Regions from separate parts of the Homo sapiens genome. Here region 2 is linked to region 1. Evidence: read pairs that join two places in POLR2A ChIA-PET (ENCODE). Cell type or tissue: A673. All regions are shown on one strand. Each heading gives the region's core, and the rest is flanking DNA. Links, peaks and the distances in the headings are about the cores only.

What was found. Peaks named below come from ENCODE experiments on the same cell type or tissue, not always from the same donor. Only the 100,000 strongest peaks of a DNase experiment are listed, where the experiment ranks them.
Region 2: POLR2A ChIA-PET joins it to region 1 with 9 read pairs; 3 of 35 experiments call an interaction of 5 or more read pairs at or near these places.

What each region holds. Positions count from the first base shown.
Region 1 is chr18:3,810,471-3,827,228 of GRCh38, forward strand. DLGAP1 (DLG associated protein 1) reads right to left here. Exons shown (of 13, transcript NM_004746.4): 5 at 3,589-3,803. It overlaps LOC124904368 (small nucleolar RNA U13), which reads left to right and starts at 847; the gene lies at 847-950. RefSeq lists an enhancer at 11,112-11,613. In A673, for the core only: no CTCF peak of the experiment used is centred there; a DNase peak (open chromatin) is centred at 9,631; H3K27ac peaks cover 2,721 bases.
Region 2 is chr18:3,915,470-3,932,227 of GRCh38, forward strand. The region is part of intron 3 of DLGAP1 (DLG associated protein 1); the gene reads right to left. Among named protein-coding and RNA genes, the nearest start is that of MIR6718, 38 kb to the left of the region's middle. In A673, for the core only: no CTCF peak of the experiment used is centred there; no DNase peak of the experiment used is centred there.

The DNA of each region.
Region 1 (16,758 bases), core at 6,829-11,828:
TTTTAGTTATCTTGGTTCAGGGCTATGATTCATCCCTAAAGCTGTGAATTACTGAGGAGGAAGGAGGGAAAAAAAAATCGACTTAAATGTCAAAGAAGTAGGAACATAAATATAGTTTTCTTTTTTGAGGAACTAGAATTCCAGGATATAGGGATCTTTTTTCTCATAAGGGACTGAATCCTTCAAACTTCTAGAAAAATAATGATCTGCAGTCAAAACATCATCAAGGAATGAAAGACAGAATTGATTATGAGTCATGTCATGTCTGAATTTTTGCCTCTATAGTGTATTTTCCTTTTTTTCTTTTGTATCTCTTTCAATCTGGTTAAACTATTAATTAATTAATTAATTTTGAGACAGGGTCTCTCTCTGTTGCCCAGGCTGGGGTGCAATGGCTCAATCATGGCTCACTGCAGCCTTGACTTCCTGGGTTCAAATGATCCTCCCACCTCAGCCTCCCGAGTAGCTGGGACTACAGGTGCACGCCGCCACACCCAGCTAATTTTTGTAGTTTTTGTAGAGACAAGGTTTTGCCATGTTGCCCAGGCTGGTCTCGAACTCCTGGGCCCAAGCAATCTGCCCACCTTGGCCTCCCAAAGTGCTGGGATTACAGGTGTAAGCCACCGTGCCAGGCCAATCTGGTTAAACTAGAGGTCACTAACAATTGTATGCAGTTGAAGATGACGGAGGTTTAATGTGTAGACTGTAATGACAAAGGGAACTCATAAAATAGGTGAGTGTGAAACGAATGGAGGTAAGTGGAACTATGAGAAATGATTCTAGGGGATGTGATGGTAGCACAGGGAAGGAAGATATGTTTGAATGGTTGTCTAAGGTTCTCTTGTGATCCTTTTGTGGATCATAATCATAATGATTGAGTTTTCACAGTAATATATGAGATGTGCTTCCTTCAAACCTTGTTATGATGTTGGCACACTATCCGTCTTACATAAACATAGGAAAAAAAAGTTCTCTTTCCTGCCAAAGAACAGGGGACAACAGAAATGGTGTGGGGAAACTCCATCCTAAGTAAAATGTTTTCAATTTAGTAGGTGTTCTCCTGTCCATTTATCACCACTTTGAATTTCTGTAAGTGGGGAGGGATGAAATAGCAGTCACTAACTCATACCCAGTTCAACAACTTCACCGTCTGAAGGAGCTGACCCTCTACCATCAGCCTAGCTGTCATCTGCATGTTTGCCTCTTTCTGCTCTGAAAACTTCTGAGCAGTAAAAGAAATATATGGTGGTCACAAAAATACGGTCCAGGACGTTGGAGGAGGGTCATATTGTGAAGAAGGCAAATGAGAAAGAAAGAGTTTCAATGACTTCAGAGTGATCCTCCACATCCTGAAGCTATGAGAGTAGCCCAGGGCACAATTGTGACATTGATTTCAGCCCCTACCCTCTAGCCCTGTCCTCAGTCTCCTCAGAGCACTCTTCTCATCTTCCTCATGGCTCTACATCTTTCTGTTCTCCTCTTACCTGGGTATTGCTGTGGACAAGAGCAATTCCTCTATCTTATCACCCAAGACCCAAAGTGTCACTCAGTGAATGTGACCAATGCATCTTGATGACAACCTAACGGGATACTTAGGAGGTGGAAAGGACTCTGGAGGTTGCCGGTTTAAGTGACTTTCTTGCCCATTGCAATCCTTTTCTTGCATCTTCTGGAAGATGTTAACCCTATGGCCATGACTACCTAACATTGTGTCTAGTGGAGAGATATTTTAAGGTCCATAGAAGAATTTTTTTTTCAGAAGGGTCCTTGGCCTCCCTCATTTCATGTCACCTTGGTCCACTGCCTTTCTTACAAATCCAGTTCTTCTAATTTAATTTTCTGAGCTTCTGCTAGGCGCGCCAAAGTGCAATGAAGACTTGTTTCTGTTTTTTATTTCCACGAATTTTTTTTTTTTTTTACCTTGTGTGGCAATGTTTTGGGTCCAATTCTGTTCTCCAAATAGATATATTGAAGTCCTAACTCCTACTATCGGTGAATGTGACCTTATCTGGAAATAGAGTCTTTGTAGATCTAATCAAGCCACCAAGTTTGTGGTAGTTTGTTCTGATGATTCTTGAAAAGTAACACATGTAGTAATAAAGGCAAAGAGGAAGGGCAACTGGAAGCCAAAGAAAGAAGGAAGAGGTTTTTTTCTTGGCTTAATTTACTGATGCACTGGTATTAATTTTTGATTAAAATGATCCAGAATTGTTCCACATGAACCCTTGAAAAATAATTCATGGGAGGCCGTCTCTGTCCGGATCTTTAAAATACAACATACTCTGCTATTTAAATAAATTCCCATCGCACAATAGTCAGCTGTTTTTCAGTGCTCTTGATTAACAATTGGGTTTGTTTTCCTTAACTCGACTGCTTTGATTTTTTGTTTTATTTTGCCTTTTAATATTTTATTTAGTAACATAAATGCATGAATAGTAATGTTCATTTCATCAAAATATGGAATCAAAGGCACTTAAAAATACGAATTATCCGTAATATATTTTTCAGGTCCAAATGGAATTCTATCTATTTCTACATTCCAAGACTCTAAAGAATTTACTCTCTATAAACAGCATTTAGAATGAAATCAGGTCTTGCTTAAAATAATCAATCTCAGTGGTTTCCTGCGTAGCGCTATTCTTTGTTTACAAACAGCACAAATACAGTTAAGGACTACAGTCATATGCTGCACAACGACATTTCAGTTAATGATGCATATAATATGGTTGTCCCATAAGATTATAATACTGTGTTTTTACTGTATTTTTCTATGTTTGGATATATTTACATAAACAAATACTTACCATTGTGTGAGAGTCGCCCACAGCATTCAGTACAGTAATTTGCTGTATAGGTTTGCAACTTAGGAGCAATAGGCCACTCCATATAGCCTAAGTGTGTAATAGGCTAGACCATCTAAGTTTTTGTAAGTGTACTCTATGATGTGTGCACAGTGAAATCGCTTAATGATGCATTTCTCAGAATGTAGCTCCGTCCTTAAATGATGTATGACTATATTTATATTTGCAAAACAAAACCTTTTTAAGGCCTTCAATTGTAATACATATCGAGTGCCCAAATTTAAAAATGTATGTCAAGAACCTTCACATATCCAATTTTAAAGCACGGTCACACTCTATAAGCTTCTCTAAGACAATCTCTTCTATTATGTTACTCAATTATCTGAAAAATTCAAGAGTCTTAAGAAAAAGTTCTTGTGTGTACTTCGTGCCTGAGCAAACGTTCAAGAATTGGGATACATGTATATTCTCATTGACCAGAAATTTCAATCCTTTTCAGAAGCCATTCTGGATTCTTTTAAATCCAGAATGGCTTCTGAAAAGATGGGATTTCTTCTGCTTCTTAGAGATGAGGGGTTCAGCTTATGATCAATGCAGAACACATCTGTTGCCTCTCTCTACAAAGGGACTGGGGTACGGACGTCAGATCTAAAGTCACAATCAATGTACTGCACTGCTCCACCTGTAGGATGTTTCTGCCCCACTTACTCTAGGAGACACACCATCTGAGCCTCGGTGATAATACAAGCACCTGGACTATCGCAAGTGCAGGGTTAGGACTACTCACTTGAGTGTGGTGAGTTCTGTAAGGGATGGCTGAGTAGCCTTGAGATAGCTTTCTCTCCGCGCAGCAACTTTTGGAGAAGGCTTAGGACTCGTGTCTGAGTCTCCACTGTCTTCATCCCCCATGGCCTTGATATAACTGCCACTCCGCATTCTTCGGCATGGAATTTCATCATCTTTACCTCGTGGGGTGTACCCTGTCCATTCATCTTGTGGAACCTATTCAGATAGAAAACAGATAAATCACTTTTTATAAAAGCCTACCTTTTTCTTTTCTTTTTCTTTTTTTTTAGATTTAACATTTCTATTTTTTTTTTTTTTTTTTGAGATGGGGTCTTGCTTTGTCGCCCAGACTGGAGTGCAGTGGTGCAATCTTGGCTCACTGCAAGCTCTGCTTCCTGGGTTCATGCCGTTCTCCTGCCTCAGCCTCCTGAGTAGCTGGGACTACAGGCACCTGCCACCACGCCTGGCTAATTATTTGTATTTTCAGTAGAGACGGGGTTTCACCGTGTTAGCCAGGATGGTCTTAATCTCCTGACCTCGTGATCTGCCCGCCTCGGCCTCCCAAAGTGCTGGGATTACAGGCTAACATTTCTAATTTTTATGAGTACGTAGTAAGTGTATATATTTATAGAGTACATGAGCTATTTTGATACAAGCATACGATGTGTAATAATCACATCAGGGTAAATGGGGTATCCATCACCTCAAGCATTTGTCATTTCTTTGTGTTACAAACATTCCAATTATCGTCTTAGTTATTTAAAAATGTATAAATAAGACCAAGTATTTTCTTTTTTTGGTATGGTGCTGGATATTGGTAATATAATTATCTGAAACTTTAGACATTAACCTTTCAATAACAATATTTTATTGTAATAGGCTCATAAATATTTTGAATATGTACAAATCCACGTCTCTCAGTCTTTAACATGACTCATGTAGTAGGAAAAATTAAAACCATTGGCTTTGAATCATTTGTACATCTCAGTTTTCTCATGCTGATAATAGTTGAGTCAGGCATAAGAATGCCATTTGAAAGGAGAGCAATTTTATTTGAGCTTTTCAGTGATTTGTTTTCAATTGCCATTTAAGATTCGGGAATGTTTACTGATTGATCTATGCCTTCCTTGAACCTTTCGACTTTACCATCTCATATCCAGTCTGTCTTCTTCCTAAACCAGTGGTCTCTACCAGCTGCATTTACTCCCCAGTCACTTATTCTTTCTGAATCTTTCTTAATTTGGATTCAGCTTCCTTAGATCTGCTTAAAGCACTCTCTAAAGGTTTCCAATGATCTCCTAATGGAAGATAATGGCATTTTCTTGCTTTTATTTTTTCTTGGCCTCTGCACACCCGTGCACACACATACACACAAATAACACCTCTTTGCAAGTTTCTCCCCTTTTGGCCTTCTGATTGCTTGACTTACCTGGTGTAGCTACTACTTGTCTGAATTGTTCCTTTCCTTTTGCTTTGCTGGATCCTACTCTAAGTCCCTAACTGTGGATACCACAACAAAATCATATTGTCAGTGCACTGCTCTTCTTTTTTCTTTCCACAGTCATTTTTTCTGAGTTCAGCAGAGCACTGCACTACGTTTTAGAAGCCATCTTCATGACTTTCTCTTCAGTTCCTCTTAGATTTTCCACTTCAACATGAACTCAACCTAGATCTCATTCCTTCTTCATTTTTCATGACGTGAAAAAAAATGCATAATAACCACTCTTTTTATTCATTAAGAAGTAACATAGCAAACATACTATAGTGGACAGAGCACTGCACAAGGCTTAAGTAAAAGAGACCAAAAAACGGGGAGGCTGGTTCTTGCCCTCAACATATTTATAACAGAGACGAGAAGAGAAACGAGAGTTAGCAGTAATGGTGATGGGAAAGGAGGATCCAGGAAAGGCTCCCTGGAATTGGCCAGGTTTGCAATGAGAAAATAAAAAGGCTTTTAATATTTTGATGTTAACTATTTACTGCTTATCCATTAAAATAACATGGTACTTCATTATTAACATTTAACTGTGCTAAAAAAAAATTGCCTATAAGATCTCATTTCATCAATACAACAACCTGTGCATATTTTTCTGTTTTTCTCAGGTGAGAAGCAGGAGGTCAGAGAAGGTGAGTAACTTGCCAAAGGACACACAGCTAAAACGGCAGCACTAGGGTTCGAGGTGTTTAACTCCTAAGATCAAAATTATATTAATCAAAATTTTATGATTTATGTCACTTTGAAACCTAAAGTGTTAAGAAAATTGTCCACAATAGCACACACACATATCAGACACAGATTTCTAAATATTATAGGTTCTAAGGAAGTGAGAATAGATGTTCTACTAAAAGAGCATAATTCTTTCCTTTTTAATTGTTAATTCACCTGTATAACTGGAAAGTTTAGATCTAAGAACTTCAGATTGAAGAGATGCTACTATTCATGGTCTTGAAAACAGTGGTTTGTAGGTTCTAATTCTGAAAAGTACTAACCAAGATGAAGCATCACCCTGCAGCATGTTCATTTTATTTAATAAATTCTTATATTGTGCTCCTGTGTGCAGGCACTGTTCTAAGTGCTTTTTAAATGTCAGCTCATTTGATCCACACAGCGGAGGGGTGGTATTATTATTATTCCCATTTTACAAATGAGGACACTAAAGTTATGTAGCTCACTCAGAGTTACAGCTAAGAAGGGGCTGAGTTTCAATGAGGCAGTTCCTAGGGCCATATCTTGACCACTGTTTAATGCTCCTTGTCTTTCTAGGCTGTGCTTTGTGGCACCTGCAGAACTGAGCAATTATAGTCCCGGACACCTTTGTGCTCATCACATTTGATACACTTGTCATTTATTAATTATGCTAGTAACAATGTAATGTTTTTACTTTTGTAGGTAAAAGCATCAAAATCACCACAGCAACAAAGATTTCTCAGGAAATTATAAATGCTGAGAACAGTCTTGTTTTCCTTGCATTGGCAGGTGACTCACTGCATAGATATGATCATCTTCAGAGCCTCATTATAGGTTTAGCAATTACATTTTAAAAATTAACTTGGTACAGCTGAGGGTCATAGATGACGCACACCACACTTGCTATTTCTCAATCCTGATGTGAAGTTCATAAGCATTGCTCTCTGGAGTATGTCAGAGACTAATGACAAACTGATTAGCTCATATGGCTTATGCAACAAAACATGGCAAATTTTGTTCAGATATTTTTTTCAAAGTTAGTTTATGGTAGAAATTTGGGCTCATACTAGAAACAGTCTGTAACTGTTGTTTAGGGAACCAGCTGAGAAGTATTTAACCTGTGTATCTTTCAATTAATCTTACTTTTCAAATGATAGCAGCTAAGAAGTTATGTGGAAGTGACTTCCATTGGAGTGGAATTTGAATAGTAATACATTATTTATATACCTAAAGGTAGCATACAACAAGATTACACATAAAATAATACAGTAATCCGTTCTAGGGAAAGTGTAAAGACAGAAAATCGAGACCTTGGAGAAGAAAAACACAACTGCTGAACTGTAAGGGCCATTAACATCGATATAATCGAGTCAGTTTTTAGTTTTTGTTTCTTAAACCCTAAAGCAAAAGGGAGACATTGCTTAGGTAGATAGTTTTAGAAGAAAGCATATAAAGTGATAAGCATACCAGGCCCAAAGAGTGAAATGTTACTGCCTTTTGATTGTAAAGAAAGGGAGAATTACATGGCTGCAGCTGCTATTGTGAGCTGGGCAGAGGTTGCTGTGTCTTTCCATTTCAGCTGCACAGAGAGAAAAGATTTAGGAAAATCCAAAGAAAAAGATAACCTTGCAGCTGTCTCTGAAAAGCCTGCGTTATTACTGTGGTGGCAGTTTCAGGAGCTGGAAGTCTTGGTAGAAGGAAAGCTGGAGCAGAGACAAAGAGTGCAGGTCCTCATTGATTTCAGGCTGGTGGGATGCCCTGCTTGTGTGCACCAGCTTAGGAGGGGGTTGGACTCAACAAACATAAACAAATAATAATAAAAGCAAACTAATACAGGTTAGATTTTATAGTAGTTATGGATGAGAAAAAAGGATTAATTGCTTTTTAATTATTATGTTTAAGCATTAGCACTCCAACAGAGATCTTAATTTTTGATGAAACAAAATGAGGATTAGTGTGCATTGTCTATTTCAGTGGTAGCCCGTCTATAACTGAAACCATATGTTATCATTCAGAAAACTGGAAGACCTGCCCTTGACTAAGAAATGGCCATAATCAAGTGCTAACATCCTCTAATTACAGGATAGGGATGTAGGGATGGTTTTTTTTTTTTTTTTTTTTTTTTTTTTTTTGAGACAGGGTCTTGCTCTGTTGCCTGAGCTGGAGTGCAGTGGCGTGATCTTAGCTCACTGCAACCTCCACCTCCCAGGTTCAAGCGATTCTCTTGCCTCAGCTTCTTGAGTAGCTAGAATTATAGGCCTGTGCCACCATGCCCAGCTACTTTTTGTATTGCTAGTAGAGACAGGATTTTGCCATGTTGGCCAGGCTGCTCTTGAACATATTGAAAGAACTATTTCAATACCTTTTTTTTTTTGAGGTGGTGTCTCGCTCTGTCACCAAGACTGGAGTGCAGTGGCACGATCTTAGCTCACTGCAACCCCTGCCTCCTGGGTTCAAGAGATTCTCCTGCCTCCCTAGTAGATGGGACTACAGATGCCCGCCACCATGCCTGGCTAATTTTTGTATTTTTAGTAGGATTGGGGTTTTGCCATGTTGGCCAGGCTGGTCTCAAACTCCTGACCTCATGATCTGCCTGCCTCGGCCTCCCAAAGTGCTGGGATTACAGGGGTGAGCCACCGTGCCCAGCCAGGATGAGAATGCTTTCTGAATTGAAATGATGTCACTGCACTGAAGGATGGGCTCTGCTGGAAGTGGAGTATCTTTTGGTGCTGACATTTCCCCCCACTTTAGGTTTTCCTAAACTCAGTTGAAAGAGGAACACACGGCCGGACGCGGTGGCTCATGCCTGTAATTCCAGCACTTTGGGAGGCCGAGACGGGCAGATCATGAGGCAAGGAGTTCAAGTCCAGCCTGGCCAACATATAAAACCCCGTCTCTACTAAAAATACAAAAAATTAGCCAGGCGTGATGGTGGGTGCCTGTAATCCCAGCTATTCAGGAGGCTGAAGCAGGAGAATCGCTTGAACCTGGGAGGCGGAGGTTGCAGTGAGCTGAGATCGTGCCACTGCGCATTTTACTGAATCTAAGATACTAATGCAATTGTCCCAACATTTTTTGTGTCACTAAGAAAGAAATAAACATCATCAATAAATTCTGACACTCCATAGAATATATAATTTATCCCAATATCCAAAATGCTAAAACGTGTAAACTATGGCTCTTAGAATCAATTAAAAACCTTTTAAAAATATGTATGAGAAGAAAAACAAGAAATGAATTTATTCTGGGATAGTAATTGTTGAACTTAATGTTCATATTTAGTAATGACCAAATTAATATAAGCAATTACATTTATCATGTCATGAGTTTGGAAAAAAACATAAGTTCACATAATGTCTTATGATCCTTACAACTATCATGAAGGATATGAAGAGTAAATATTATAACCTCAGTTTGTCAAATAGAGAAACTGAGGTCAGGAGAGATTAGTAACTAGTGTAGGGTGACACTGCCCAAGCTGAGGTCTGCCATTCACAGTTCAGGAATCTCCCCCGCCCCCTTCTAGCATATTCATATATGTCTTTTGACATGTCTTTTGGGTAACAATTGTTATTTTTTGATAAACTACAAAGCACATATTTTAGATAAGAAAATAATATCATAGTGTTTTAAGGTCTGTTTGAAGGAAAAAATTAATAAACAAATAGTGGGTTACAACCCTTTGAAAGAAAAGTTACAAGAACTACTCTATCAGATGTAGGAACGCTTAGTTTTAAAAGTCTCTCCCCAAGGGCATCTAGCTTGAGTGCCCCACTTTGGCTGGGCTGCAGTTATCAAAGTGTAGCTAAATAGATTACAGTCTGTGCCAATGATGGTCTGTGAGACGATGATTGAGAGATGAAGCCATGTGCACGTGACTCTTTGAGAGCGGATTATCTCAGGATGGGAAGTTGCATGGTGAGGTGTGGAGTAATGAGAATGCGTGAGATTTTGGGAAATCTGAGAGCCACAAAAGGAATGAAGACACTTAGAAAGCCGGGACAGCTGAAATGAAGCATATGTCCTGAAAATATACAAGGGCAGGCCTGTGCGATTCTGTGAGCTATTCTGGGTTGCAGAGATTTGGGAGGAAAACTGATGAACCCAAGGCTGTGAGTACATAAAGCAAAGTTCTATTTCATCAGGAACCAAAGAACTGGGAGGAAGGAACCTAGGCATTTGGTTGATTTGGTGAAAACAAAGGCAGTAGAGCAAGGAAAAGTAGCAATTGAATGGTGGGCATGAGGGATAGGCTTCTATTTGCACAGTTACCCCTCAGCAGCTGTTGATTCCTTCCCAAGCACAAGGTATTTCAATGACAGCAGCCAGGTAAATAAGGGTGCTTGGCAGTGACTTAGGGATCAACCTGTTTGACTTTCCTGTGCTTGAAAAGGAATGGTAAATAGGAGGAGAAAAATGTACATTATGAAAGGAGAGTTGGGCATCTGACATTCATGAAAAAATCTGACAATTATGGAATAATCTCAATGAGCTAGGGGCAGTGCCTATGTTACTTTATGTTAATCTTTGCAGCAGTTGTATAGAATAGGCATTACTATTTCCATCTTACTGCTTCAAAATTGAGATTCAAAAAGGAGAGTTAGGCATCTGACATTCATGAAAAAATCTGACAATTATGGAATAATCTCAATGAGCTAGGGGCAGTGCCTATGTTACTTTATTTTAATCTTTGCAACAGTTGTATGAAATAGGCATTACTATTTCCATCTTACTGCTTCAAAATTGAGATTCAAAAAGGTAAAATGCAATGGCTCATGCCTGTAATCCTAGCACTTTGGGAGGCCAAGGCAGGAGGATCACTTGATTCCAGGAGTTTGAGACCGGCCTAGGCAACATAGCAAGACCCCATCTCTACAAAATAATTTTTTAAATGTAGCTGGTGTGGTGGTGGTATGTGCCTATAGTCCTAGCTATTTGGGAGGCTGAGACAAGAGGATTGCTTGAGCCCAAGAGTTTGAGGCTGCAGTGAGCTATGATGGTGCCACCACTCTCCAGCTGGCCGACAGAGTGAGACTCTGTGTCAAAAAAAAAAAAAAAAAAAAAAAAAGATGAAACGACTTGCCCAAGGTCATAATAATTGGTAGAAATGTGCATTTGTCTGACATCAAAGCTTTTAATAATATTACCTTGCCTCTGATGAATCCGTGATGATTAAGTGAATGAACCAATAAACTAAAAAAAAGAAGAAGAGAATGGGGTGCACGCTCCCACTCAACAGTCGTGGTTTTTAAAATAAAATGTAACCATTCAAATAAGCATAAACGTTCTCGTGTCACTAATTTTCTAGCACTGCTAAAAGAGGGTTCAAAATAATAAACACTTAATTCTGAAGTGAAAGAGTGTTGTTGTTTCCTGGTCTGGGGCTGCCTTACCAAGTATTGTTTGCAGCTGCTGTTTAAACAAGCATGAACAGTTTGGAGGAGGGAGTGGGTGATTAGAAAACTTGCAGGACAGCCACACCTTTAAGGGTGGCTTGGGAGCCTTGAAGCATCCCAACAGCGTTTTAGCATTTGTAAGAAGGCTCCACCCTGGACTTTAGGTTCCTGCCTACAACTTTTTAGAGAAATGGCTGTAATGTGTTGGCCTTCTAAGCACTTTTAGTGGGCTCTCAGATTCCCTACTCACTCGATTTCTTTGCATCTTCTTTGCAGCTGGGAGAACTGCTTTTCTGCTCCACACAGCTTTCACCTTGACAAATGCGACTTGGCTTAAATGTCCCTTTAGCCTTTTTAGCTTGCTCTTCTCATAGCAAAAACAGAAAAAAAAAAAAAAAAGAGCAAGAATAGGAAAATTACAATTATGCAATGTGCAGATCCCTAGGCATGATTGTTGCTTCCCAATCAGGAGAAGATTTCCCTGGCAACCGCCCTTTCTTACTCCCCTGGAAGCCCGAAATTGGTGGAAAACTTAATTTGTTTTAGATTGCTTAAAATTACCTTTTAAGGATAAGAGTAAATACCTACCTCTTTAAATAGAATTTATACCCTTTGTCACAGCTCTTCCAAATAACATTTTTAAATGATCTTGAAAGAATAGAACATTGTAAACAGTGATACATACGGTAATTTGCTTACCATGACCCTGTAGAATTATTCTTACCCACAAACATTTACAGTATCTGCAGGGTACCCAGCACCATAGCAGGGGCTGGGTAAATACACCAAAAGCATTTTATAAAACACAGTCTCTGGTGTTAAAGGAGTTTATAAGTTTTGAGTGGATCTGGTGAATCTGGAGGGTGGAGGAAGGAAACGAGTAAAGAGCAGCTTTAAGTAAGTCAAGCTGAGTCGAGTATTAAATCTCAGTACCTCTGAATTTCCTACTGGGTTTGAAGCTTGTTCCCATAAATCCCCTTTCCTGGTGATGAAACTGTTCCTTAAAAATTGAACATATGTGTGTGAAGTGCAAATGCCACTGATAAATAGCCCTGCAGGGGAATGGCAGAGGGCCTAGGTCTGCAGTCCCCAAGGGATTGGGGAGCCATGGGCCTTTGGGGACTAGTAGAAAATGTTACTGAGGTGCTGGATGACATCAAAAGGGGCACTAACTGTGGATAAGACACTCTCGTGATATCACATCAAGAAATAATAACTAAGATGCTGGGTGTGGTAGAATGCACCTGTAGTCCCAGCTACTTGGGAGGCTGAGGTGAGAGGATCACTTGAATCCAGGAGTTCAAGACCAGCCTGGGCAACACAGTGAGACAAGATATTAAGATTCTAGTATGATGTAGGGACAGGAAGGGAAATGAATTTTATTAATTATTCACCCACTATTTTGACGGTAGTGAATACGTATAGGTTTAGCTATCCCAGTTCCACTTCTGGTTCTTGTAGCCAAGCCTCCTGATTTTGCTTTGGGAAAAGCTTTCTCCTCAATTCGAGGTCCATGTATTTCAGGAGTAGCCCAAGAGTTGGGGTAGGACAATCAGCAAATCACACTTCCTGGCTTCATTGCTTGGCTCAGGGCAGAGGTGAATGATCTAAGCTTACTCAGTCAGCAAGCATCTCTGGACCTGTGCATGAAATGCCAGGACAAAGATACCTCCTCTCTCACTGAATATATTAATAGGGATGCATGTGACCTTAGGACTTGTCGGTAGCCATTTTATAACATCTAATACACAAACATAATTTCACGTAATACAAAAACCTTATGTTATCTTAATGCCATTGCAATGATGAAAAAATTGAGACTTAGTGGTATTAAATAACTTAGACCAAATGTTACAGCTTGTCAGAATTGAAAGACAGGTTTGTCTTACTCAAATTTCTACACTCTTCTTCACACCAGGCTGCTGTCTATAAGAGTTTCAAAACTTTGTTATAGTAATTTTCTATTAAACCTAAAATTCAAGTGTTAAGTTGCTGAGAGATACAATCCCATAGCATTTTGGAACTTGTAACAAGTACTGAGTGTTAGATGCTTGGCCCAGCACTTTGGGAGGCCGAGGCGGGCAGATCACCTGAGGTCAGGAGTTTGAGACCAGCCTGGCCAACATGGTAAAACCCTGTCTATACTAAAAATAGAAAAATTAGCCAGGCTTGGTGGCTGGCACCTGTAATCCCAGCTACTCAGGAGGCTGAGGCAGGAGAATTGCTTGAACCTGGGAGGTGGAGGTTGCAATGAGCCAAGATGGTACCATTACATTCCAGCCTGGGTGACAGAGTGAGACTCCCTCTCAAAAAAAAAAAAAAAAAAAAAAAAAAAAATAGAGGTCTAGGTCTATGGTAAATATATTTTTTCCACTGACTATATAGGAGATAAGCTAACTTAGAGCCCCTTTTTAGTTTTTAAGATAACTTCATTTTCTGGTGTATTGGAGGCATATCTGTTGGCTTGGAATTGTTAGTTGAGCCATCATAGCTTTCCATTATTGTTATAGTTACTAGTGTGCTGGTGTCTATCCACCATATCCTATGATGTTTGTGGCTATAATTCCTAGTTGCAAACATTGAATTCCCTGAGGCAAACTAGAATTTTGTGTCTGGTGTTCAGAAGCAGAGATGTGGGTAGAAGATTAGTGACCTTCCTCTTGCTGCCAATAGAAGCCCACATGTGGAAACATCATTCATCAACACTAATCCTTGGTGTTGTCTAAAATCACATAAACCTCTCAGCACATCTGTCTGTTGCTATACACACCCAACTACTTGTCAAACTTGTATATTAATTTTTTCCTTAGGACACAAAATCTGATAATGTTATTATTAACAAATAGTATAGCTAGAGTCTATAAAATATCAAGTCAATCATCTCAAGTATTAATACTTAATTTTAAAATTAAAAATTTTAAAAAAGGTTTCGGCAAATATTTTCCTTTAGTCTATTATCAATTTTGAAATATTAAGTTTCTTAAATGAGGCTTACTTGTGAATCATTAACTTACATATTTGACATTTATAAACAAAGAAAAATCTCAATAGATTTAAGAAGAGACACAACTCAGAGCCTCCTGCTTCTCGTCATCATCATCTGATTCCCACTGCATCTTGGGGCTGTTTGGACTTTTTATTCCAAGCTACATTTATAACACCTGAAAGCATACGGCATTCAAACGGGCCAAAATAATCTTTCCTTCCTGAATCCCATCCATTCTAATGCAATGAAACCGTCAAACCACATGCATCTAGTTCTTGAGATCGGGAAAATAACTGAATAATATTTTGGTGTCCTCATGCACATGTGTGATTCAAAATTCCACTTTCATAATCATCATACAGGGAAGTTGCCTCTTGAGGGTGTGTACTTTAAGCTACGTTTCAATCTACTTTCCACAGGCAGCAAGATATCTATAATGAACAGAGGATGTCCCACAAACATGTGTACAGATGAGTATGATACACTCAATAGTTATCCAAATCAGTGCTTCCAGGCTAGCTCAAGGTCCATTGAAAGGAAATGTTCCAACTGGAGTATTCATTACAGGGTTCTCTTCTTTCACTTTAAACTGATTACTTTGTGGTTAAGCTGGAGTTAAAAGTTCCACTTCTTCTGTGACTTTATCAAAATGCTTTAGAAGTATTCATTCACTTGTTCAACACATATTTATTGAGTATATACAGTCATCCTATGGTATCTGTGGGGGACTGGTTCCAGGATACCAAAATCCGTGGATGCTTAACTTCCTGATATAAAATGGTGTAGTATTTGCATATAACCTATGCATTATCTTCCCATATACTTTAAATCATCTCTACATTCCTTGTAATACCAAATACAATGCCTGCACATCACTTCATTTGTGTGGATTCAACATAGTACTCAGGGTTCAGCAAATTCAAGTTTTGTTTTGTGCAATTTTGTGGATTTTTTTTCCAAATATTTTTGACCCATGGTTGGTTAAATCCACAGATGCAGAACTGATGGATACATAGAGAGGACTGTATCATGAAACAGGTGCTATTTTAGGTACTGGGGATACCGCAATTCACAGGCAGAGAAAAAAATCTCCGTTCCTCAAAGAACTAAAAATAGAACTACCATTTGACCCAGCAATCATAGTACTGAGTATATATAGGAAAATAAAGCACTCTACCAAAAATACACCTGCACTCACATGTTGATCACAGCCCTATTAAACTATACTAAAGTCATGGAATCAACCTAGGTGCTCATCAATCGTAGGTTGGATAAAGAAAATGTGGTACATATACACTATGGAATACTATGCAGCCATAAAAAAAGAACAAAATCATGTCCTTTGCAGCAACACAAATGCAGCTGGAAGCCATTATCCTAAATGAATTCATGCAGAAACGGAAAACCAAATACTGCCTGTTCTCACTTGTAAGTGGGAGCTAAACGATGACTACACACAGACATAAAGATGGCAACAGTAGACACTGAGGACTCCAAAAGAGGGGATGGTGAAGGGCAAGGGTTGAAAAACTATCTACTGAGTACTATGTTCATTATTTGGATGATGAGTTCAATAGAAGCCCAAATCTCAGTGTTATGCAATCTATCCACGTAACAAGCCTGCACATGTATGCCCTGAATCTAAAGTTAAAAAATAAAGCTCTGCTGTCATGAGGAAGGGAAAGGACAGACACTAATAAAATGGGCAAAATGTATGTTAGGCAATGATACGTACTATGGAAAAATGAAAGCAGGAAAGGGGGAAGACTGTGTGGAGGAGAGGTGGGTGGTGGGATAGGCATGTTAATAGTGGCATCATCGCAGGCTACATTAAGAGACCTCTAGGTACCGACTGACTGGAGTCAGGGACTCTGCCCTGGGGTCTGGTGGCAGAGTGCTCAAGGCACAAAGAAGCACAGATGAGAAAGTCCTGAAGAAAGGGCAGGACTGCCATGCACACAGCGGGAGGCCAGGTGAGTGGAGTGGAGTGAGAGGTGGCAGAAGGTGAGGACAGTGATTTGGGGAGTGTGGGGGTCCATTTCAGGAGGCTTTACAGGCTGTGGTAAGGGCTGTGGCATGTACTTGGGGTGAGATGGGAGTAGAATGGAGGCTTTGATGAGATACAGACACATTCTAGTTCAAGAGAATCACGCAGGTTGCTAAGTTGAGAATGGCTCAAGGGCAACAAGAGTAGAATCAGAGACCCTTGGAGGCTCATGCAATAACCTAGATTGTAGCTAAAGGGGAGGAGCCAGGGCAGAGCAGCGGTGGAGGGAGAAGATAGGGCCAAGAGGTTTGCTAACGATGATCTGGATGTGTGGACTGAGAAACAGTAGTTAAGGGCGACTCCAAGGTTTTTGACCTGATCAGCTGGAAGGACTGAATTCCCATTAGCTGAGATGACAAGGCCTAAAGAAGGAGTAGACTCAGGATGGAAATTAGGAGTTCAGTTTGGGATGTAGGAAGTTTGAAATGCCCATGGGTCATCTAAGCAGAGATGTTGAATAGGGTAGCTTACTATCTAAGACTGGGGCTTCAGGGTGGCTGCAAACATCCCTGTGGGCATACACCTGGGACTTAGAGCTCTGAGAATGAAGGAGG
Region 2 (16,758 bases), core at 7,061-12,060, 110 kb after region 1:
AATTGAGGAGATTAAAAAGGAACAAAGATGGAAGCTGCTAATTGCAACTTAAAAAGGGCATTTAGAACCTAATTCCAAACATAAGATATGATTGATCTGTTCCTGGGAATTCTTTTGTGCACTTGGAGGGTTTTAAGATCAATTAAATCTTTGCATCTTAAAAATAATGATCACAAGGAAGAAGAAAAGTTAAAACAAGGAAAACAGCATACTGGCATAGAACAAGCTATTTCTGAAATATCAGTTACATTTGGATGCAAAATTTCAAGTTTTCCTTTTTGGGAGAATGTCATCTCTCTGAAAACTTATTTTGAAACCTTATTTATTTTTTTTTTCTTTTCCTGTAGTCTTCCTCTGTGGTCATCTGAAGACATCTTACTGCTTTTAGGAAAGAATAGTAAGTCCTGACAAGTCTTAGACCTTAGATAGATGGTAGTTCTATTTTTAATTTTTTGTGGAATTTCTATAAAGTAAAAGTCAATGAAAACAGAGAAAATTCCCTACTCTACTATAGCAAGATGCCCATCAGCAGAAAAGGACAGTGTAGAAGCAGATTGACACTGAATTATGGTCACCCTTGCTCAAGTAAACAAATTAATATCCCCAAGGACATCCATAAGGCTTCCCTCTCAACATCTGAGGGCTGGATTTGCTCTCTGCTGTCCACCACAGACTATATTCAACTGCTGGAACCTTGTCTGGTGCTGAATAGCCCAAGGACAGGGACGCTGCTTCAGAGACACCCACGGTCACAGTTGCACCAGCCAAATCTGTTTTTGTGCCCGTGTCTTCTCGGAGAACAGAGCAGCATATGGACGGCTTGGGCTCCCTGCCATCTGTCAAGAGTGGGCAGGACAGCACGTGCAATCCCAATCTGCACCAATGCTTGGTAGATAACACTTTCCACAGGGAAAGGTCTGCTGGCCTCAGATAAGAACAGCTTTCAAATGGGGACTATGAAAAACTGTACAACAGTCACAACTCGGTTCCACTCCTCTCAGATCTACCTAAAGCTCTCATAGTCATAACCTATATGACTTTGAGGGAAGAAAATCCTGACCCATTGCTCAGTTGGTATGGAGCTTGAACATTCACTCACATGCTATAATATCATGATCATCAGTATCATTATAAACAACAGCATTTACTGAACTGCTACCCTGGAACTCTTCCCTTTAGCTTCTAAGAACATGCACAATGTAATATCTTCACCAATGAGACACAGACCTCAGAGTCTGTGCTTGCAACCATTAGGCTTCACCGCCTCCTACCTAATCTAGGAGCTGATGTTTGTAGAAGGGTGTGGGGAATGAGCTGATCGTTGTAGCAGGGATGTGCATGGAGGAGAGGGTGGAAAGGGTAGGAAGAAACAGCATAGAGAATGCATCAGGATGTTCCATGTTGCACATACACTATACAGACAGTTCCTGATTTATGATGGTTTGGTGTAGGATTTTTTTGACTTTACGATGGTGCAAAAGCAATACACATTTAATAAAAACTGTACCTTGAGTACCCATACAATTATTCTGTTTTTCACTTTTGGTACAATACTCAGCAGATTACATGAGCTAGTCAGCACTTCATTACAAAATAGGCTTTGTGTTAGATCATTTTGCTCAGCTGTGGGCTAATGTAAATGGTCTGAGCACATTTAAGTAGGTTAGGTGAAGGCTAAGCTACGGTGTTTGGTAAGTTAGCTGTACTAAATGCATTTTTGAATTAATGATATTTTCAATTTACAATAGGTTTATTGGGAAATAAACCCGTCATAAGTTGAGAAGCATCTTTACTAAATTTCCCAGAAAGCAAATGCGGTGTTTGTTATAGAAGGCAGGGATTTGCATTAGGGGCTGAGGACCCTGCAGACGGCAGTCAGCAGCATTCCAGCTCTCGCACCCATGGGTTACAAAGGGAAAGCACTGGACGTGAGTCTAAGAGTGATGGCTAAAGTCCAAGGAGGCCAATATCCATTTCTCAGTCAGTTTGTTGTTACCTATGTGTTCTCATTTCTGGAGGAGTCAGCTACAATATTACTGTATATGTTATATAATATTTGACATCATTTTATAGAGTAATGATCTACACTAGAATTTATAAATGTGAGGGTTTGTGAAGTCACTAGGCATGTACTGAGTAAACACCAAAGAGCTGCTCTATTCAACCATCATTTGCTATCAAGTAAATTTCAGTATAAGTAAGAGAAGACTGGCTCTGACAATTGTGAGGCATACGTTGGATGATTTTTTAATGCAGCATTATAGATATGTAAGGCTATGTAGTAAATACTCTGCTAGAGCGATAATGATCATTTTAAATTTGCTTATATTGTGAAAATTGTGTATATGGGAGAGTCAGTACCTAGGGGAAAAGGAAAAATTTCAGAAAAAAAACTAAAATAAGCACGTTTTTCTTTATATATTGTGGATATGAAAGGGTAGTGGTGGTGGTGAAGACTGTAGAAAGGAGATAAAGAAAAGGAAACCAGGTTCAAGGAGCCGCTGTACCCCACTCCTTGGCTCTCCCTCCTTCATAATCATCAGCAGTTGTACTAAAAAGAAAGGAATCAGTTTTACAAGTTTCCTTAAATCTGACAATGAACTAGAGGATCTTATATAGAAGGAAGTGCTAGGATAACATTCTGAAGAATCAAGATTGCTTGCATATTTGCATTTCTTTGGTTCTTGCAATCATCTCTCTATTCAAGCTGAGCTGTGAAATACACCATACCTGTTATTACTGGGCTAGTGGACCAAATATGCTTTGCTGTTGTTATTCCAATATCGTGTCTGTTGCTATGAAAATGAAGCCATCCAGACTAAGATTTCAAGTACGTAAACTGAACACGGTAGAAGCCAGCACACAGAATAATTCTAATTTTGAATGAGTATATGCCAAATAAGTCATTTAACCTTTGAGTCTCAGTTTCTTCTGTGAAATAAAAATACTGTGCTAGACGTTTTCCAGGCTGTTTTTAACATATAAAAGTTAGGTGAGAAGAGATAGAAACCAACAAACAATGAACCAAACACAGACATCAAAGGGGGAAAAAAATGCCATTCAGGGAAGTGAATCACAGAACTTTGGATTCAGGAACTAGAGGTCCCTGGAAAAGCCATTAAATATGTTTCTGGAGATTTTCCCCCTAAGTTTTCTCTGAAAGAATGGTTTCTACCTGTGTTATGGGTTGTTCCAGGGACTGGCATTCTGAGCAAAGACTACCCTTCCTGGGGATCGTGGGCAGGAAGAGAAAGTGGAAGGAGGGCAACCAAGAAGTTGAATGTGACGATAGACCATAGATCTTAGTGATGAGGTCTTGAACTAGGGTGGCTGGAGGCAGAGACTGGAAAGAAGGGGGCAGATGGAAGAAATATTGTGAAGCTGAAGTTGGAAGAAAGACAAAGCTCATGAAAGATGTTGCAAGCACTAGAGATGCGTAGCTTAGGAACCTGTACACAGGGCAGCCTACCAGCACGGATCTACACAGGCTTCTCAAGAGATACACACAGTCTATCGGAAAAGTGACAGAAAAAAGAATTTGGATGCTTTGTGACATGCACAGTCCAATGAGAATTTTGTCAAAATAACATTAATACCATGTCAAGAAGACGCCTGGATATAGGTAAGTTGATCAACAAGAAAGATTGGTCAAATGGCTTTGACCTTTTTCTGGCGCTTAGTTTCATAGGCATTTTGGGTAATTTTAATCTCCTTTGTAGGCACTTGAGAAACACTTGAAATTCACACACTTCGAATCCTTACCTTTGTTTGAAGGTACCTATGGGCAAATTTGTAACCCTTAGCAGGCAAGGGAACTTGATACCATCTACTGACATTTCAAAATTTTCAAGTGCAAGGGTAGCAGTCCTTTAGTTCACTAAAAATGCAGAATGCATCACAAACAAAGCGTATAGATTCCTGGTGAGTTTAACTGGGAGATAAAACTGAAAGTTAGGTTGAGGCTAGTGAATGACTTTACATTTTGGATTTATTGGATTGGTAAGAGGGAGCTACGGATGATTTTTGCCCAAGGAGGTCCCAGAGCCATAGTACTACTTTAACAAGCTAATATGGCAGTGGTGGAAAAATCCAGTGGTCAAGGTAGAATTCTTGAGTCATGCTATAAACAGGAACTGCCTGAAATGTGCTAGGTATTAAGGTGATAAGTTGTAATAGCTACAAGTGATTGCATGTTATCACAAGCCAGGCACTGTGCTAAGTAAAGTGCTTCATCTATGTTATTTCACTTAATCTTGATAGCAGTTCTACAATATTATCACTAGCATTTTATGAAAAAGTAAATGGAAGCTCAGTAAATGTGGTCCAAGGCCACACAGCAGCTAGTAAGTGACAAAGCCATGGCTGAACTTCAAATCTGTGCTCTCAGCCTGTAAGCTAAGAAAGGGACAAAGATAAGAAAGAGTGAACACATAGCACTGTGAAACAGAGGCGCAGTTAGATACAACTGCCTGGGAGACTACAGTCATCTCCCAGATGGATTTTCTGCAGGATGTTATAGACCTGAGAAATGAAATCTTCCTTTCCACATCAAACACCTTGAATGTAAAAAAGCATTTTAAAAATTCACTGGGCCCGGACACAGTGGCTCATGCCTGTAATCCTAGCACTTTGGGAGGCCGAGGCGGGCAGATCACTTGAGGTCAGGAGTTCGAGACCAGCCTGGCCAACACGGTGAAACCCCGTCTCTACTAAAAATACAAAAATTAGCCAGGCGTGGTGGTGCATGCCTGTAGTCCTAGCTACTCAGGAGGCTGAGGCACGAGAATCGCTTGAACCTGGGAAGCAGAGGTTGCAGTGAGCCGGGGGTTGCAGAGATTGCGGCACTATACTTCTGCCTTCAGCGACTGAGGGAGACTCTGTCCAAAAAAAAAAAAAAAAAAAAAGCACTGGGTATTTTCCTGATCTGTTTTCGTGATGTGTTATATACCAGGTTACCATTAGACTTACTAAAATTATAGTGGAGCATCTTCAGGTTTCCTACCTCCCCTCTGCTGCCACCGGGCATGTTCAGTTTATGCCCCACTTTTTTTCCAGAGTATATTCAGTACGTCTATCTTCACATTTCTCACCCCTTAATTTTTCCCCAATAGCTAGGAGGTAAATATGTTTGCATTGCATCTCATTGCATTGCATTGCCTTGCACTTGGCGTTCAGTTAGGGCGAAACTCTCTCTCTCCCACTCCGCTCCACCCAAGGATACACTTCAAGGTACCCAGGAAGCAATGTCTACTAATGTAAAAGGTCTTGTTGACCTGACAGCGATCAATACGCACATCTTATTTCCAGAAAGAATTACTTCTTGTTAATTGCTTCCCATTTTCAATAGTTTCACTAAACATTGAGAGCTAAAGTCTGATTCATGTTAGGAATTTTATGAGTTTTTATGTTTCTCTGGCAAAACTGAAATGTTCAATGCTGGTAACTGCTAGAAAGGATTATTAGGTAACTTTTGCCTTTTCAACAACAGCTCTCGCCATCAAAAATCCAACTTGTATGTTTATAAAACTGCAGTTCTGCTACATTTATAATCACAACATGGCCAAAGGGATTATTTATTTTTCCAACATAGTAATGTAACTTGGAATGATTCTATAGCTCAATAGAAGTAGACAGCATGAGCCTGGGAAGCATTCTTTTATAAATCACAAATGCAAGGAAAGAAAATTAAACCAGGAACTCTAACCTGGGTTTTTGTTCTAGCTTGGTCATTTTCTACCTGGGCAATCTTGGGCAAGGCGATTCAATATTCTGAACCCCATTTTCTGCAATTATAAAATGAGAAGACAACTTTAAAGTCCTGTAAGAGTTTATTTATTTGAGAAAAAAAATAAATGGGTATGTGTGCAAAGTTGTTTCCCAGAGCATGATGGTAAAATCACCACCAGAGAAACTTAAATAGTGCCTGCAGTATCTACACTAGTTAGAAAGCATGGTGTGGTGGAAAGAACATGGAATGTAGACTCAGAAGACAGGTTTGAAGTCTGGCTCTATCCAATTCTATATATAAGAACTAGAGAATGTATTAACTGGATGAGTTTCTAGTAAAAAAAATAAAAAATGCAGGAGGTTAAATGGAGACCATAGCTAGACAATCAAAAGATATTTGTCAAAGCACATTGCAAACTGGAAAGTCATGTGTAAATGTCAGAATAAATTAGATAAACTCAGGTAAGCCATTTTTAGGGTCAGAAGAGAACATAAGCACAGAAGCACATGTTGTAAGGATTTAAATAGGTCATAGAGCCAACTATTTCCTCATCTAGTTTCTGAGCTCTGCTATGGAGGTAAGCAAGCTCAGTATCAAAACAGTTAATTTGCAACAAGTAATTGGAATTAACTGTGCTAATATCAGCTTTAAACTTGATGAACGTCAGGTGGCTGTGAGACCCAGCAGGAGACGACCAGCACACAGTTAGATATGAGGTTCTGGAGTTCAGGAAGAGTGCTCTATTGAGAGATCTAGATTTGGAAAATTATAGCATGAGAGCAGGACAGTTGCCGCCTCAGACCTGAGGGGATGCCAACATTTAAAGCAAGAGGCAGAAGGGCTCCTGCAGGAGACAGGGAATTGGGAAGGCAGCAGGTTAAAATGAGGCAAGTGGTCATCAGTAGCAAATGCCACAAATAGGAAATGTGAGATCAAGACCAAAAAAGAACATTTAATTTGACAATTGGGAGATTGCTGAGTTCCTTTATCTGAGCAGTTTTGCTGCAGTTAAGGGTCCAAAAAAGCTTCGTTTTAGTTAAATAAATAATAAATTAAAAGAAAATAAGTGAGGAAAAACAGGTTTGACAATTATTTTTAGGATCTTGACAATGAATGAAAAGGAGAGGTGCCCGGCATTAAGCCAGGCACTAGGGATATGAAGTCTTTACCCCTGGAGAAGAATTCCTCAGTAATAGCATTGTCATTTGTGCGTGTTTAAGATGAAATGCTCATGTATTACTCTCTAGGGATAAAGGAAAAATAAAGCTACAATCTTTGGATTCCATTCCCCATTGTTAACGGTTTTTCTTTTGTGTCATGCACAAAATAATCTACAACTTGTTTTCTTCACTTAATACTACATGATCTTGGACATATTGCAAATCATCAAAAAGAGGTTCAAAATAATTCCTTTTAATAGCTGCATATTATTTTACCTTCTGGCTTGATCAGGATTTATTTAACTGGCCCTTTATGGAGGAATGTTTTTTGTTTCTAGCTTTGTGCTATTTGAAGTCATCTCTCAGTTATTTTCATATATATCCATTTCCATGAAGTAAATTACTACAAATGGAGTTACTTCTGGGTAAAAGGATTTAGGTAGCTTCAGATTTAATAAATACTGTCAAATTTATTTTCAAAAAGCATGCACTAGGCCGAGTGTCGTGGTTCGTTCCTGTGATCCCAGCACTTTGGGAGGCTGAGCGGGGAGGATCTCTTGAGGTCAGGAGTCTGAGACCAGCCCAGCCAACATGGTAAAAACCTCATCTCTACCAAAAATATAAAAATTAGCTGGGCGTGGTGGCGCACGCCTGTGGTCCCAGCTACTCGGGAGGCTGAAGTGAGAGGATCACTTGAACCCAGGAGGCGGAGGTTGCAGTGAGCCAAGACTGTACCACTGCATTCCAGCCTGGGCGACAGAGAGAGAACCTGTCTCAAAAAAAAAAAAAAAAAAAAAAGCACTAATTTTGCTCCCACTAACAGTGTTCATACTGTTCATTGAATAGTGTTCATTGGAGAAGAACAGGGTCTTCTCCAGTCTTACCAGTCCTGGGTATAATAAACTCTTAAATATCTTTTGGATGAAATCAGTATCTTATTTGATTTTTAAAAAATGATGTCTTGTTTTAATTTTCACATTATTATAAATAAGACTGAACAACTTTTCACATGTTTATTTGCCGTTTTTGTATTTCTTCTGTAAACTTTTTGTTTATAACTTCTGCTCTTTTTCATTAAATTAAAATTTTTATTTGTAAAAATTCATTGGCTTTATGGGAAATTATTGCTTTGTCAGTCAAGTTTTACAGATATTTTTCCAGTTTAATGTCTTTTTTAACTTGTTTGTTGTTTTTATGTAGCCAAATTTATAAATATTTTACTTCAAAATCTGGTTTACATCGTGTTTATAAAAGTTTTCCCAACTTTGAGTTTAAAAAAACATCACTTTAGTTTCCATTTTTTAAATTCCAAAGATGATTCCTTAATCTTTGGTGATACCAATTTCTATCGTGTGTCACTCTTGCTATCTGGAAGTATAACCAAAGTCCCTTACATTCCTCTGTACTAAAACAGTAATCCTGTTGTTTTGGTATTAACACATTTTTGAATAAATTTTTATCATATTGCTGATTCACTTTTAGAAAGGAGAATCATAAAATTACATCAAAGTCGTGGCATCTAAGTTAGAGACAAAACCAGTATCTTAAAGGAGATGGTGCTGGTGTTGAGTCACTATCTAATGACGACTCACCAAGCAATCCTGCTTACTGTTCAGCTCAAATGCACTGGAGAAAACATGATTCTCTAACCACATTTGAGAGTTCAGCCACATGTAGAGACATGGAACCTTCACATCTTTCCTCTATCTGTTGTTTAAAAGTGTCAGTGATGTCACAGAAATAACTATTTCATGGAGTGTCACTATTACAGAAATAGTGAGCCTGGCAGAGGCTAGAAAGCAACCGACTCTCTCACGTCATATTAGCTACATCGCCATAGAATCACTGCTGCCCCAGTGGAAAGAAGTGAAAAGCCCATTTATCATCTTGCATATACCCTCCTCAATCAGTTGCCTGGAAAACCATGGGGAAATATAAAAAGCTTTTGGTTGAACAGTTCAGAAAACAAAACCAGTTCCACTACACTCTCCCAGGTGTGGTGCCCTAGGTCCACACCCTCCACTTCCTCCCCCACTGCCACCCTATTCTCTCATGAAGCTCCCTAGATTTTCTGTTTATGTTTTCCTTCTCTTTCAAGATGCCAACATTTTCTCCACAAAGCAGTTTACTAAGTCAATGCCATTAGCATACACAAATCTCAAGTTTTGGGGGAAAAAGAAACCCTACAAAAAACCCTTGGAGGTGAACTTGTTCATTTCCTCCCCTGAAAGTGTGAATTTTTTCAGCCGTATCCCCATAAGGTGCTACCCAGCCCTTTTCCCCACATTGATGGTGATGACACATACTTGACCTTCTGATGCAGCCAAATCTGTTTCCAGGCAGTACTAATTATAATATAGTTACTTTTTCCAAGGAACTGAAATTGGAATCTTGCAATTTCTACTCTTTAGTTTTACTTCTGCCAGTGGGTGTCAAAGGTATTGTGTTTTGGGTTTTTGTTTGTTTGTTTTGCCCACCTTTTGCTTGTACTTTATGGTGACATCTAACATCTGTTCTTGAGTTGTAGATGGAAGTTCAAAATACATCATCCATGAGTAAAGTGACCCAGTAGCATTACTTTATAAAAGTCAGTTTTTGTTGCATTTTTTTTTGGAGACAGAGTCTTGCTCCATTGCCCGGGCTGGAGTGCAGTGGCGTGATCTTGGCTTACCGCAACCTCCGCCGCCTGAGTTCAAGCGATTCTCCTGCCTCAGCCTCCTGAGTAGCTAGGACTACAGGCGTGCCACACCACGCCTAGCTAATTTTTGTATTTTTAGTAGAGATGGGGTTTCACCATGTTGGCCGGGCTGGTCTCAAACTCCTGACATCAGGTGAGCCGCCCACCTCAGCCTCCCAAAGTGCTGGGATTATAGGTGTGAGCCACTGCGCCCAGCAGCTGCATTTTTATCTAATAACAGATTTGTGGGATTTTTTTTTTTTTTTAATTTCAAGATCCCAAAGAACATGTCATCTGCAAATAGGACAGTTGTATTTTGCATTACCCTCTACCATGGCCCCTGATAGTAGTCTACCCATGCTAAGAAGTTCCTACTTACCTCCACTTAGACTACTGATTTTTAACCCTCCCCAGTCACCTTCAGGCTCAGCCTTGGGGTGCCCTGGCCCTTCCTGTTATCACTCTGGTGTGCTCTGGGATTGTCATAACCTCATATTTTCAGGAAAATGAAAATGTGTATAAAAAAATTAGGAAAATAACCTCCTTTGATATGAAAGTTTATCCAGAAAATCACACAGGTCAATAGAGCTAATATGTTTAAAGACCTTCATACTTCCGGGCACACAGATCTCAGTAAGACATAGTCTGTTTTCAAAGCCACAGGTGCAGAGAAGAAAAAAAACCCAATAAAGCTCAAGTTGTTCTCATTCATTAACTACATTCAGGAAAGAACTCAAAACAACCCAAATAATTTAAGTAACTTTTGAACAGTGTTTGACTATCCTCAGGCTAATGGCCAAAGAAAGCCAGAAAGAAGAGAAAAACCAAACTGAAACCCAAGCCAAACAAAACACAAAAATCCCATTTTATCACACTGAGTTTTAGGAAATAGGTTTGTTTTCCTGTTGAGGTATGGGACAGCAATTCGGAATCATACTTATCACACTGAGTTTTAGGAAATAGGTTTGTTTTCCTGTTGAGGTATGGGACAGCAATTCGGAAACATACTTTCAGTGCATTCTAGGATTGCCTATGTGTTAAAGGAGGCTATGTTTCTCATTGCCAGAGAAGGACATGCTGGAGTGAACAGTGTGGTGTCAGATTGAAATTAGAGGTCATTGTATAAGCCAGGTCTTCCCAACTACTTCAGCATTATTGACATTTGGGTCAGAAAATTCTCAGTTGTGGAGGCTGTCCTGTGTCTTGTAGGATATTTAGCAGTATCCCTGGTTTTTATCTTTTATGCACAAGATGTGAGCAGCAGTCCCCTTCCCAGCTGTGACAGCCAAAAACATCTCCAGATAGTGCCAAATGTCCCTGGGGGCAAAACTGCCCCCTGTGGAGACTCACTAGTGTAAGCAAATGACATATATATATATATATATATACACACACACACACACACACACACATGCATGTATGTATATATGTGCCTATGTATGTAGTATTTATATGTATATAAATATATATGCCATTTGACCATATGCACATATATACATACATGCAGACACATCTCTCTCTATACATATGTGTGTATATATATATACACATATATAGATAGATACATGCAGACACATCTCCAGATAGATATCTACATAGAGCTCTCTATATATCTATAGGTATAAATATATATATACGGAGAGAGAGATGTGTCTGCATGTATGTATATACGTACATATTCACATATTTCCTAGATCTGTCTCTTGAGACTTGGCAGCAATGACATGTTAGTAGCAATGAGCACCTATAGCACCCAGGAGTTGAGTTGTAACACCATTCTTGACTAAAAAGAGCCTGGGCATTTTGGAAAAATGGTTTCTTCCAGGGCTGGGGCTGGGGCAACATGAGGTGAGCCTGTAACATGTTATGTCAGAAAGTAAGAAAAGCTCAAAAAATGATGGGGACATATCAAAATGACATAGGAGTTTGCTTGAAGGTGCTCCCTGTCACCAAATCTGGGGCAGCAAATTAAAAAAATTTAAGCAGTACAATGAATAATAATTTAATAAAATAAGATTACACAGCCCATACTAAATAAATAAATGAGAGAAAAAGAGAGCTCTTCCTTACTCAATGAATGGATCTCAACAAATGAATGTAGAATAGTAATGATTCCATCATTAGAAGATCACACAGGCTGGTAGTAATTGATTCAGGCAACAGTAATTCAATGGATGCTAAAACTAGTGGGTGAAAGTGGGTGAGTAACAGTATATTTACATCTTACAACTTTTGGAAAGACATCAGCTTGACTGAGGAACATGTGATTGTCATCTCGCCTAAGTGCTTTTACTGAAAGATCGAGAGAAAGACGTCTAAATTATGATACAGTCCAGAGTCAAATGAGCAAGTATAATTATTTTTATCAGCATCAATGCTTGGCAAAATAAATACTTGTTAAAAGAATGAATAATATATTCCTGTTAAATATAATATATGGCTGTTGTGTCAATATCAAAATCATAAAGGTGCCATCATGACATATGAGCAGAGTAACTGGCTGCAATTTTCTTAGGCTAAATAAATTTTTATCGTATCAGCAGAGAAGTTTTGAATGTTAGGCCTTCAGCTATACATATAATTTAGAGTTTTGATGCTGAAAACAGAAACCTATATCTGCTAGTAGAGTAAAGAAGTCATGTTTGAATTATTCCTTTATATTCATAGAGTCTTTAAACATGAAGTCTCACTATGGTAAACTGATGGAAATACCAACATGTGAATTTATTATTAAGGAGTAAAAGTTGTACATTTTACATTATGTCATTAAGCAGCATGAATTTTTTCCCAATATAATCCATAGGTTCCCAAGGAGCATGAATGTTTTTTAAAAATGTCGAGTGATTTAGATTTCTGTTGGCTTGTACATCAATAGTTCCTCCCTATTGCAACAGTTTTTACAAAGCTGAGATGATCTGATATGCATACCAGTCATGTTAACCAAAAGACCTTGAAGACTTACCTGCTGGGGAATTTTTGCCCCCTAAATGGCTCACCCCACCATTTGTGGTTTCTCTATGCTTTATGTAATTTAGTAGCTCACATTCCTCCGCTCGCCATCCACACACACTGCTATTTCTTTTCTCTGCTTCTTATGGTATTCTGTCTGCACTTGTATCTATCTGCATTTGTATCCAGAGCAGCATCTAATGCTCAAGACATTTGTTGAACTCATCTGACTACAACAACACACTTGTAGTTTTTCATATTTAACCTGCTAGGTATCTGGTTTATGGAACAAAACCCATTGGCTCTTGAGTTGTTGCCATGTTGATGCTCTCAAGTCTTTTCCTGGAAGAGCATTTGAACATAGAGACATATTTCTCACCTCAGTAATTATGCTGAAAGTTCATTATGTGCCTTCAAAATATTTCTAAAGATGCAAGAAAGGGGATTGGAATTAAGTGGTTTAATTTATTGATGGTTTTTAGCACAAGTGAAGAGAGAAGAAAATATACTAATAATTTAATAGTGATGATGATAATAAGAATAGCTCCGTCATATAGAGACCTTATTATGTGCCAGGCATGGTTCCAAGTGCTTCAAATACATTAGTCCATTTAATCTTGACAACACCTTAAAGTAGGTTCAATCACCCCCCAATTTATAGAGGCAGAAATTGAGCCACAGAGAAGTAAAGTAACTTATTCAAAGTAAGAAAGCTGGTAAGTCATGGAACCTGGGCTAAACACAGGTGGTCTGGCCCCAGAGTACAGATCCTCATCCACTATGCCGAATTCATATGCCTTACGATTTCTATGCAAAATTTTCCTTTGTCGCTGATATGGTTTGGCTCTGTGTCCCTTCCCAAATCTCATGTTGAACTGTGATCTCGAGCGTTAGAGGTAGGACCTGGTGGGAGGTGATTGGCTTATCGAGGTGGTTTCTAATGTTTTAGCACCATCCCCACCAGTGCTGTCTCGTGATTGAGTTCTCACGAGATCTGATTGTTTCAAAGGAACCCTTTGCTCTGTCTTCCTCCTGCTCTGGCCATGTGAAGACATACCTGCTTCCCCTCCGCCTTCTACTATCATTGTAAGTTTCCTGAGGTCTCCCAGCCATGGAGAACTGTGAGCCAGCTAAACCTCTTTTTCTTTATAAATTACACAGTCTCAGGTAGGTCTTTATATCAATGTGAGAATAGACTAATACAGTCACCTTTTTCTGTAATTTCATTTTTAGATAGAAGAAACTTAAGAGTAAAGTAAGGTTGTTTGCCTAATCTAATCACACTCTAAGCCAAGAGCTCACGGTCTAAAGCTATCAAGGTGTAGCACATTATCCCCATAAATTTGCAAATGAATTTGAAAGGAAATGAATTGACAAAGCAGATTCCACAATTCTGACCACTCCAGAAACAGAGTTAGGTCACTGTCTCTGTAGCAAAGAGAGAAGCCCCACCATGGGTTTTGGTTCAAAAGTCAAAGCTATCTTTGTGATTTTCTAAGTGCAAACACAGATGCCAATACTTGGAAGTGCTCTTCTAAACCACCTTTTGTCTGATTATAACCTTCAGCAGGCAACAGGAAGCCTTACTATGCGTTACTCTGGGGCCATTGTGCAGAGTTTGTGGGTGTGTGTACAGAAAGGGCTCTATAGATTTCTCTCTGGGGGCAGATGAAGCCCATAAACATGTTCTATTCCTATGATATGTGCATTTTAGCAGGAGAAACAGTAATACAACCAAATTTATTTCTCCCAGCTGAACTTTAAATTCTATGCTGTGGATTTTGGTCATCTACCCATGAGCAAAACTGCTGTTCGTCTAAATTTTTTCTCAAAAAATAGTGTGAGGAACATTCTGTAGATAAATATTTGTACATGCTCTATTTCTTTTATTAGGATGAATTCCCTAGAAATGGAATGACTGCACCAAAGTCTATACAAACATTTCTGAAGCTTGCAGTCTTGTACCATGAACTGCCAGATCACTCTGCAGATACATGGTGCTAGTTTGCAAAGCTTACAGTGTCACCAGGCAGTGTATAAGTAAGTGTCTGCTGGGCTAATAACACCAGGTATTATCTTAAACAGAACAAAAAGCAAACTTTGCCAATTCAATGTGTGGGGAAATGGTGTTTTATTATTTTAATGCATACTTTTTTATTTCTAATGAGGATAATATTTTATGTGCTGTGTGGGCCATAGGAAGTTCTTTTGTGAACTGTCTGCTGTGAACACATTCTTTTCCTATTTTTCTATTGACTTATATGAAACTCAGTTTTCATGAAAACAACCCTAAGTACAAGTTGCTGAGTAGTTGCCATGGGTGTGGTACTGTGCTATGCTCACTGCTATCTTCTTCGTGGCAAATATTTTCCCAGGTGGTTTGTGTTTTAAAATACCCTCTTGTGAAATCATCACTCCTATTTCTTGAGGGAGTTTTTGGAGCAGTCTGTTTTAGAAGTCTACATTAGTTCATTTTTAGCATTTAACATCTTGAGTGGGGGCCTGTGTAGGCTGCCCCTGAGATTGTGCGGATCTGAGCGTGTCCTGCAATAGGAAGGGTGCCGGGTCCCAGCCTGAAGGTACATGTACTCAGTCGCTACCCTGGACGCCACGGCCTGTGACTGTGCTGGGGACCTCAGAATTAGGTTCCAGGTGCTCCATGGGCATTGCTCTGTGCCTGCTCTTCTACGGATCCCAAAGGGACAGAACCTTGAGGGCCGACATGCTGAGGGACACTGATGCCACTTTCCAGTGACACTAAAATATGGGATCACAGTGGTCCAGAGAGCTCTTGGACACTTACCCAAGAACCTCTTGAAAACTGCACAGGATTATGATTGAGGAAAAACAGCAACGACCCACTAGCCCTCAAAATATCGTGAGGCAGAGACATTTCTCTTGTGGTTTTGGAAACTGTCTACCCTGTTGCCATGGTTACGCAAAAGCTGGTTTAAAATGGCTCCTATGTTGGCATCTGGGCTGGGGCCTAACTACCCGTCTCCACCATTTTCTCTACTGCCTACCCCTTCCTCTCCTCCAGGAAGACGGTAAGCTCCCGGCATGGCTTCTGGGTGTAGTCACTGTGCCAAGCTTAAGGCTGGGCCAGTCCCACGAACTGCTCCTGCCTCCACCGGCTCACTCTACCAAGTCTGGACTTGCCACATATATGCTGCTGCCTGGGCTCCCTTCAGCTTCTCGCCGGCATCTCACTGGCTGTCATTGCCTTTCCTTGCTTGGAGAGGTAAGACTTGAGCTTTGGCTTGGGAATTGGGGTTGAAATAGGCAAAAGCAGTCTTTCCATCTGCTTTGGCTCTGGCCCATTAGGCTGGTGGAAGCTGGGGAAGGAGCTCTTCACTCAGTTCTGCCCTGTTCACCGGGTCTGTGCCTGGGGATGAGGAATCACCTGCTTCCTCTCTGGGACTGCAGCAGAAGGGCAGGGGGTGGAAAATGGTCAGATGGTGGTTTTTAAATCTGGATATGCTTTGGCATGGATTAGGGCATTTGTTAAATCTAGATTCCTGGGCCCTGTTTCCCTTTGTCTCAATAGGATAAGGTAGGACATGAGAGTCTACATTTGTAATTAATTAATTCATTAATTATGCACAAGGTAATTCAAATGCAGCTCGTCTGGCCTTTGGAAAGCAGTGAATTTGGAGTAGGTCAAGTAGGTCACTTGTCCTGGCCAAAAGCATCTAAGGACATATTGCTTTCAACATCCTCCTTCTTGTAAACCTGAATGGCCCTTTAGCGCCACCTTTGCACAGAGAATTTTTTTTAAATGTAAGGTAATTGTAGTAATGATTAATACCAGTTAAAGAAGATTACTTTTTGCAAGTGTGGCCTATAAATATAGCACCCAGTAAGGAATTTGGGAGTTCACATTTGACTTCCAAAACCACCTTGGCCTTGATGGTGACTCATCTCCTCATCCAGAGATTGCAAGGTTGATGGATCTACAGTGCTCCAGCTTTCACATCCTCTGCTGTGCACCCTTGGTTTCTCACTCTCTTGTTCCTGCTTTCTTACCTGCACATCTCCCATAATGAGGGCTGCTGTGGCAGACACCAGACACCGACAGGCCTGGTCTCAGAAGTAGAAAGGTTGCGTGAGGGTGTCTAAAATATACTTAAGCATCCTAATAAGGCTGCTTCTAAAGTCGCCCACATGGTTAAATCCAAAGCATGTCAATATCCATTTGGGAAGGGCCCTTTTTAAAGGGCCCCTGGGCAGATGAAGGTTGTCCT